Linked DNA regions of Homo sapiens: region 2 is linked to region 1. Evidence: chromatin loops called from intact Hi-C (ENCODE). Cell type or tissue: Caco-2. All regions are shown on one strand. Links, peaks and the distances in the headings refer to the core of each region. The heading gives the core; the rest is flanking DNA. Region 1 has its middle 18 kb from the start of LINC01428. Region 2 overlaps LINC01428 (long intergenic non-protein coding RNA 1428).

Region 1 (4,409 bases), core at 164-4,163:
ATTAAATATATGTATGTGTATACTTATGTATATCTACGTGGATGTATGTAAATCCACAGATACAGAGATTATATACATGTATAGCTAATAGACTTAGATTAGATATAAATATTTGAAAAAGATGGCAAAATAAATGTAGATCATAAGCCAGTTTCCAGCCTGTTTTAATTTATGCCAAATTATTTCCTACAGGATATAAAAGAATATGGTGCTTTTAAATTATTCCAATCCAAGTTTTGCTTTTTTAAAGCATTTCAGTTTTTGCCACATTGATCTATTACAAAACTAGGGAAGTCCTTTAAAGCACTGAACTGTTCAAAACTCTCATGACAGAATCATGATAAACGATTTTTAAAAAAGCAGTTTACTTTTAGTGGTAAAGATATCTTTTTTATTCTGAAAAGAGGATAAAAAATTTCTCCTACAGTGAAGATAGGTAAAGGAAAGGAAAAAGAGTCTTTCTAGAAGTGTAAGTGTGCTCATTTTCTACAAAAATAAAAAACAAACAAAAAAATAAATTAATGTCCCGTAAAGGAGATTATTAGCTGCTTTATTTTATTTATTTGTTTTTTCTCTATCTTTATCTACAGTTAAGTTTTTCTTTTTCTTCTGGTCTATATCTTAGACTTCAGAAATTTAGGTAGTAGAACTGGAGATAAAGGAAATACAGAGAAGATTGGTATATACGTCAGATAAGCTTTTCAATTACAAATTAACCTGAACCATACAGGTACCTAAAACACCATGGCCACAGCACAGCAAGACTGATGATTTTAGTTGTCTAGGAAAAGCACTGTATCAGTCATTTTGCTGAGGTAACTTATATTGTTCAAGAGAAAGCCAGACGGTTCAGGATAGATTGTCGCTATCTGGGTTCATTCTATTTTTAAAAATCCCTTTTTTATTACTCACTATTTCATAACCAATAAACATACTACTAGATAACAGGAAGGTAAAGATAATCGCCGTTTGAAAGGGATTCTGTTTTGGATGTTGAAATTCTTTCTTGTTGAGAAAGAGAGGAGATGCTGAGAAACTGGTGGTGGAGATGCTGTAGGTGCTTTGGTCCATATTCCATAGGGATCAGTAAGGAACATGGAAAACACAATCCAAGAAAGGAAGTGACTTTCACATTTATTCATGGGGCATGTTAGAGAAACTTAGGTCAGAAAAAGGTCATGTTTGTTTTCTCCATAGGTGAATTTGGCCTCCTTATAATCCTCACATTTCAAATCTAAATGATTTAAGCTACACCCAGATCCCAGGCCAATTCTTTAACCATTTGAGGGATTTTTCCATTCACTGGACATAGAAAAGAAGCTTTGATGGGAAACCTAGAAATTACCTGCTCCAAACTTGAAGTTAATAAAACATCTTATGGTGACTTTGTTCTTTGTTAAATGTTGAGGAGACAGCATTACCAAGCCACTTTAGAAGCCTTTAAAGTTACTAAAGGTTATCTACTGGGCGTCTCCGTCTAGGTGTGGATCATCCATTGGTAGCCCTTTGGTTCAACAACTTTTCAAAGTTTCATCTTCCATGGCAGAATTCTTATCTAGTTTCTATCTGCAATCAATATCTCATAAAGAACTAATTGGTAACATTTATGGTACTGACACTAAGAAGAATGGCAAAAATGTAGTAAAAGCAGTTTCATTTTATGAATGTTCTTTATTATACAAGTCCAGCCTTTTAGCAGTTTAATAAAATCATAATTGTATTTACTAGAAATTCTCTAGTGGTTATCATTTCGGGGTTGGGGTGGAGGAAGCAGTTAGAGAGAAAAGAACTAGACATCTCAGATGAGGCTATGGGCTTCTTTCTAAATGCATTAAAGAGTGGATTCAAGTTATTGCTTATAAATACTCAAATTTATGGCTATTCTAGAGTGGCCCAGCATGAATAGCACACACTCTCTGCTATTCATGAGTATCAAGAGTATCAAGGGGAAAATTCAAAGAGAGTTGAGAAATGCTGAGAAAATGAAACACCAGAGCTTCTCAGGGTTAAGAGTATTGTGGAAAAAGATAAGCTAGAGTTTTTTTCATAAGTCCTTTGGTCAGCAATAAAAGGTATATCCTCAATCCTATAAGGGAGATTTAAATTACATTTGACTAGCATTCTGTGTTTCTATAAATGAGACCCTAAGAAGCGGCTGAGCCATTTGGCATGCCCTCATTTATTTGGGTTACATGGCCATGTTTTATAAGGCCACATGAAATGTGAGTTCTATAAAAATAAGAATTATATCATTCTTTTCTGAATCTTCATCTCTTTTGGTTTATGTCCAATAAATGATGACAGAATTATTTTGTAAGTTTGTTGTTTTTCAGAAACAGTGCTACTAAGTACTATCCCTCAGACTATTACAATAGTAATAGCAATATTTGTAGAATACTTTGTAGTTTAGAAAATGCTTTCCCAATTATCTGTGTAGTACATGACTTTATTTCTACCTTGTGATGTATGGGAAAATGTCCAAATATTATTCATAACCAGAAGTAAAACAGTCTACTGGTAAACATGAACTCCCACTAAACTCCAGCTTGTGTTTCAGTCCAAATAGGATTATCCTTGGATGAGTAGTGGTCTTTCTTTTGCCTGTTTTTACGGTAATCTCCTCAATCTCTGGCTCCATCTGGTGGAATATTGTGAGGTCATGGCCATGGGCATCACTCTTCCTAAGTCTACTTTATAGGACCAGTATTGTGTCTTTATGATCCTCCAAGGAAATAGAAACAAGCCTTTCAGAATCTGAAGATTGGATTATCTACTAGGCCAATAAATTTTCTCTTGCTAATATGACTGCTTCTTAGAGTAGAATATCTATTTTACAAAAACACCTTTTCCCAGTAGGTTTAAAGAAGAAAAAATGCATAGGATAAAAAAAATATATATTCTACCCTGCCAAAGATAGCTTACATTGTTGTTGTTGTTGTTGTTTTTCACCTCACATCTCCCAGGAAGTAGAGTGGGCTGAGGATGCTATTGTAGAAAAAACAACTGAAACTTACACTAATTAAGTTTCCCAAAGGGGGAAAAAGCGGGGCAAAGACAAGACCAAAAGTCAAATGCTTTGATCCTACATGCATTAATTATAGCATGTAGATTTCATTACTTAAAACAAAAAAGTGAAAAAAAAAACCCTTCATTTAGCGTATTTCGTAATATACATTTTACATATTTTTGGAATGTCTTAAATATTACACAATAGAAAAATAAATGAGAAAAACTTCCTTATCTACAAGGGTAAAAAAAAATTGAAACGAAAGTGATACTAAATCAATTTTGATTAAATATCTTATTTTTGAAAAATTTTAAAAAGTACATATAAACTTCTGAGTTCATTTTTAGATCCCTCTTTGGAACCTTGAAAGGGGTTACACAAGTAGGGGCCCTAAAGGTTAAGCTTCATTAGTTTCATGACGAACCAACTTTGGATTGACTCTCAAACACCATAGATGGAAGAGGCTTCTTTTTTTTTTTTTTTTTTTGAGACAGAGTCTTGCTCTGTCGCCCAGGCTGGAGTGCAGTGGCATGATCTTGGCTCACTGCAACCTCCGCCTCCTGGGTTCAAGGGATTCTTCTGCCTCAGCCTCCTGAGTAGCTGGGACTACAGGTGCGTGCCACCATGCCTGGCTAATTTTTGTATTTTTAGTACAGATGGAGTTTCACCATATTGACCAGGCTGGTTTTGAACTCCTGACCTCGTGATCTACCTGCTTCAGCCTCCCAAAGTGCTGGGATTATAGGCCTGAGCCACTGCACCTAGCTGAGGCTTCTTTAAAGTTGGTTTGATCATCATTATTTCTTGGTTGTCTCACTTACTGATCATCTTCTTCAATTTCCAGGTTTGCATTAGGGATATTTTTGAAAGTCAATATTTTGGAGTAACGTGATTTTTTGTTTTGTTTTGTTTTCGGTAACCATCTATTTTCATATAGGTTAGAAGAAAGACCACATCTCATGTTTCATGTAGTTTTCTATTGCTGTGTTTCCAAAGTTTGGATATGGTATGGCTGGAGAGGAAACTATGAGTTATATGTGATAGCAACCAGACTATCTACATAGGAGTCTATATAAATGGCAGCTTGGAGTTGTGCAACGAGGTTCCCATTAATGGCTGAAGTGGCTTTAAGCAATAGTTCGGCATGAGATGTATTTAATGTTTAGCACACACTTAATTTCCTGTGTAGACTTTTGGTTCTGTATCCTTCCTCTCTCAATCTCTCTTTAACTCTCTCCCTCTCTTAGGCAATAAACAGTATGTTTGACCTGCCCAGGTATGGCAACCACCATTATTGATTCTAGTAGCAACTTACATTGCTGACATGTTTTAATGTTTAAAAATTACTGTCCATTTGTTTCAGTTCCTATCAATCATCCTACAGCCCTTTACTCTCTTGATG
Region 2 (4,409 bases), core at 135-4,134, 100 kb before region 1:
ACAGAACACTTTTCAGGTACATGGCAAAGGTTTTAAGATAAAAGTAGAAAATCACCAGAGTTCTTATATATTCCATAGAACATTTATAGGCTGGAAGGTTCAGACTCATGGGCAAATGGCTCCAAGCACAAGATTGAGAAGATACTTCCATCCCAAACAGAGGCAATGTAATTATGAGGAAGCATCTTTAAGAAATGCTGTTGTGGTTCTCCCCTTATTAAACTTCACGTCTATGTTCCATCAGTAGACAGGAAAGAATATGATGATTTGCAAACCTACAGAGTGCCAAAATCTAGCAGTGATCCTTATGGAGGAATAGAATTTTCACTTATTATGTGTATTCTTTGATAGTTATTTTAAGGCACTTTATTTCCATTTATAACACTCCTGCAGTGCATAGACCATTATCCTTAATGGGGACATTGAGTACCATAATTCACTGGGTAGCTAAGAGATTTGAACTGATTGCAGAGCCCAGCATCTTTTCATTGAATTATGCTATATTAGTGCAACAGGTGAATGCTTAAGGATCTCTACAATTAAACCGGTGTGGGTATGAACAGAACATAAACAAATCACACTGACTTTTGTCTTAGGTCAGAGTCCCTAGGAACAGAGCTTGAGACTGGAATTAGGTGCGCATGATTTACTGAGGGAGTGCTCTCTGGTGAATGCTATAAAGCTGTAAGAAAAGCAGAAGGCAGGAAAGACATTAAGCAAAAATGGATGGGTCCAGGTTCTCCTCCTGATCCCACGGGTAGTCTTGAAGCTTGAATAGCACTACAGAGATGGTATCAATTTGAAGCAAGAGGCTCAAGTTTTGTACCCTTTGCATGAATTGTTAGCTGTGGGCTAGCCCCCGGGATGGGGGTGGAGGCTGGCCTCCTAGTCAAGGTAGCTTCTGTTTGGTTGAGAACATTTCTGTCAAAAGAGTTGCTGTGAATTGGCATCTGTGGCCTGTGTGTGCCAACAGTGACCTCTGCACATTGTATGTGCTGTACATCTGTATCCAAATCAGAAAATTAGCTGCTGTTTAACACATTCTTTACAACATAAAGCTACTAACAAAGCTGTGGTTTCAAGCTGAGTCTCCATGTCACAAGGATAAATCTTAAGATTTACCTGAGGTCCACCCCGGTGAAAAACAGGACAGTGAATGGTCAGTAACAGAGCACCTACTATGTCACTCTCCAGAGTTTAAGTGACTTAAATCTCACAACCACCTACCAATGCCCATAATTTGGCCACTTTTTGTGTGTGAGTAGTGTTTGAAAAACAACAACAACAAACAAAACCTCATTTTGGTGGCAACACCTGACCTGTACATATTTAAGTCCATGTATAAATTTTATTTTCTTGAAATTATGGGAATATTTAAATGTTTGAAGAAATAATTACTAATCGAGTTGATTAGTGCATACTGCCCAAGGTCCTACTAGCTGTGTTATGTGATCTACACAAAATGTACTTTTTGACATTATAATATCTAGAATTATTATATACGATTATTATATAATTATTATAAAGGGTTATATACTACAACCCTGGCCATAGGGTCTACATGGAAAAAAAATGTATCCCTGACCCATGATATCACCATATGGGTAAGGGAATGGAGGCTCAGAAGCTTTGGATGTCAGACAGGATCTCTTAGAATTCATCTCTTAGAATTCATTCAATGAATACTAATTCATTGGTATGACTAACTTAATACAGGAATTTGTTTTATAACATCCAACCAGACTACTGAGCATTTTGTACACATCCAAATATGTAAGGCAGGTCATTTTATAATTTAGGGGACTCCAGCGTTTAGAAAATCCTACATAAAATCACAATCTATCTCCTTGTAAACTCTACTGATGGACCCTTGTCCTGGCACTCAGAAAATTGTAGACTATAAGCGTTTTTTTCTCCCATAGTTTACCCTGCAAATATGTGCATAAGTTGCAGGTTTCAAATCGTTAGGATTTTTCTTCTTTACACTCAGTGTCTCCATAACTTTTACCATTCTAATTAAACTTTTCTGGGATATTCCTTTTACAAAGGGCTCTTCCTGGGCCTGAGGTATTCAGGGATTTTAGCATGAAGTGCAGAGAGGGAAGAAGGAAGGGAGTGGGCAGAGGACTGGGGAAAGGACACATTCTTAGAGCCCTGTCTCTGTTGAAAACCAGCCCTTCCCCTCCCTGGAATCCAAGAGTAAATTCAGCCACAGCTTGGGTGGGGTGAATATCAGATTTGGCCCTACTGGTAGGTCACAGAAGTGGGAGAAATCTACGTGTTGGTGGTTTTGTGGTTTCATGGAGTTCATCTATTTACAGTAGTAGAATTGCATGCTCATGACCTGAAAATACTGGGATCAAATCCAGCCTCCCAACAGAAGCTAAGAAGAACCTCAGATCCTCATCAGTATATTTTAGCACAGTTTTTTGTAGTGACTCCAGGTTGGATTTTGGTCTTTTAAAGTATGTACAAGAATGTAAGCTCCTTGAGTCCAGAAATTTTGTTTATTTACTGCAGTGCTACTAGAACCTTCAGGGGTGCCTGGTACATAGTGAGCATTATGCAAGTTTTCAACATACATATGAGTGAATAATTGAAAGGTTGGATAATTTAAATTATTTCAGGCATCATTTTAAAGTATACTCATTTGGAATTTGTCTCATGTTTTCAACACTTCCAGTGCCCATAATTCTGCCATCTTCCAGTTTCCCCTAATAACGATGCTGTTCATGGGTCAGAAACTGTATAATACCCAGGAATATATTCTTTTTTCTGAAATGAGAAATCTGAACTAATGCAAACAGCCTTTCTAATTTTTCAGAGGACAGTGTTGTTGTTATTGTTAATACTCAGAGTCATCAAAACCTACCCAGATAAATTTTAAGACAAAGCAATTGATGCAAAGAAAACCAGGGAGGATTACTTGTCAGTGACATGGTAACCTAGGACTTGTCTACATTTAATAACCCAGAAAGCCACAAAACACAGGGCTGCAAGAAAAATAAACTTACAAATTGATTTATTATATCTCTGAAAAAATAAATTTTCTAAAACAAATCTTGTTCACTAGAAATTTACCCAAAGACATATAGAAGATACAGATGATCTTTTTCAGCTTCTCTACCTCCTCTTTTTCTGATAATATTTTATCTTTAATGTTCTTTGAATTTTTTCTTTGAACTATTTATAAAGGTTTGATAAGTGTTTCCAATTAGGTCATTTTACAAAATAGATGCTTAAGATAAGTTTTATTAAAATATTTCTAATAATGAAGAAAAATTAAGTTATTAGTAAGGTGACCCACCAGAACATAATTGAAACCCTTTATGTAAGAGGTGAAAGCTACTGTTCATTAATCCCTATATTTTAATATATTAAAAAACTTGTATGAGACTTCTAGCTCAAAAACCAGTTGCTTTATAACCTGCTGAGTAGATTATAGATTATTTCATCTCTTAAAATATTTTTTCTCTCTTGCTATGATATATATGCATATTATATGATTATGTACTAACCTATTGTGTTAATATTTGCTGTTTGTGTGCCAAAAAATCATTATCTGCTCCCAAAACTTTGTGTGCTTACATAAGAGAGTGCATTAGAAGGACTGTAAACTGAGAAGTTGGAGAGAAAGACTTTATAATTCCAGATTAAATTTCAAATAACTCTGCTAATCAGATATCTGCTACCTATCTGTAATAACACTGGAGAGAATATTCCCATTTCCTTTAATTGTGACTATATGTTTTTGATACGGAAACTTGGGCTGTAATGTAAAAGGAGTCTGAGCTTAGACTAACATTTTTAGCTTATAGATGACAATAAATGTCTCCTTTCCCTTCACTCTTTCAGAATGAATTAATAGTAATAATAATTTAAAACAAACTTTATACTTCATGAAAAAAACATGTTCATGTAGAAAAATCGGGAAATGCAAAAAAGAAGAAAATTACCTTAATCACCAATTACCTAAAACCAGGTATATCTACTGTTAATATATGGATCCCTAGTCTTTTCACTCTCTTTAAAAAATATGTCAAATCTGTTTGAAAAAGAAAATATATGCATAAATATAAAATCATACAAAACATTATAAAATGAAATGTTAAAATGCTCTTTCCTTCTGTCTTCAGCTCACCTCAATACTTCCTGTTCTGAGTTTTCTCTAGGATTGCCTTTACACATATGAAATCATATATACTTCTTGTTTGTCTTTTTTAAACTGCGTATTTTAATTTCTTACTGAAAAATATGAGGAAGGTGTTCATTTGTTTTCACGCCCACTTTCCCTTTGCAGCTTTTAATTTTTGCATCCACCTTCAGTTCTAGTGGGATTGAGAAATTACATTAAATTATCAAAGTCTTTAAACCTAGAATTCATAAATTATTATATATCTTTAAATTTT

What was found. A loop is a pair of places that touch in the nucleus more often than their neighbours do. Peaks named below come from ENCODE experiments on the same cell type or tissue, not always from the same donor. Only the 100,000 strongest peaks of a DNase experiment are listed, where the experiment ranks them.
Region 2: it touches region 1 in a loop (3-fold over the local background); 7 of 110 quality-filtered maps call a loop at or near these places.

Annotation. Positions count from the first base shown.
Region 1 is chr20:7,270,080-7,274,488 of GRCh38, forward strand. No RefSeq gene overlaps it. Among named protein-coding and RNA genes, the nearest start is that of LINC01428, 18 kb to the left of the region's middle. In Caco-2, for the core only: a CTCF peak has its summit at 2,636 (motif pointing left); no DNase peak of the experiment used is centred there.
Region 2 is chr20:7,169,857-7,174,265 of GRCh38, forward strand. The region is part of intron 5 of LINC01428 (long intergenic non-protein coding RNA 1428); the gene reads right to left. Among named protein-coding and RNA genes, the nearest start is that of LINC01428, 82 kb to the right of the region's middle. In Caco-2, for the core only: no CTCF peak of the experiment used is centred there; a DNase peak (open chromatin) is centred at 2,204.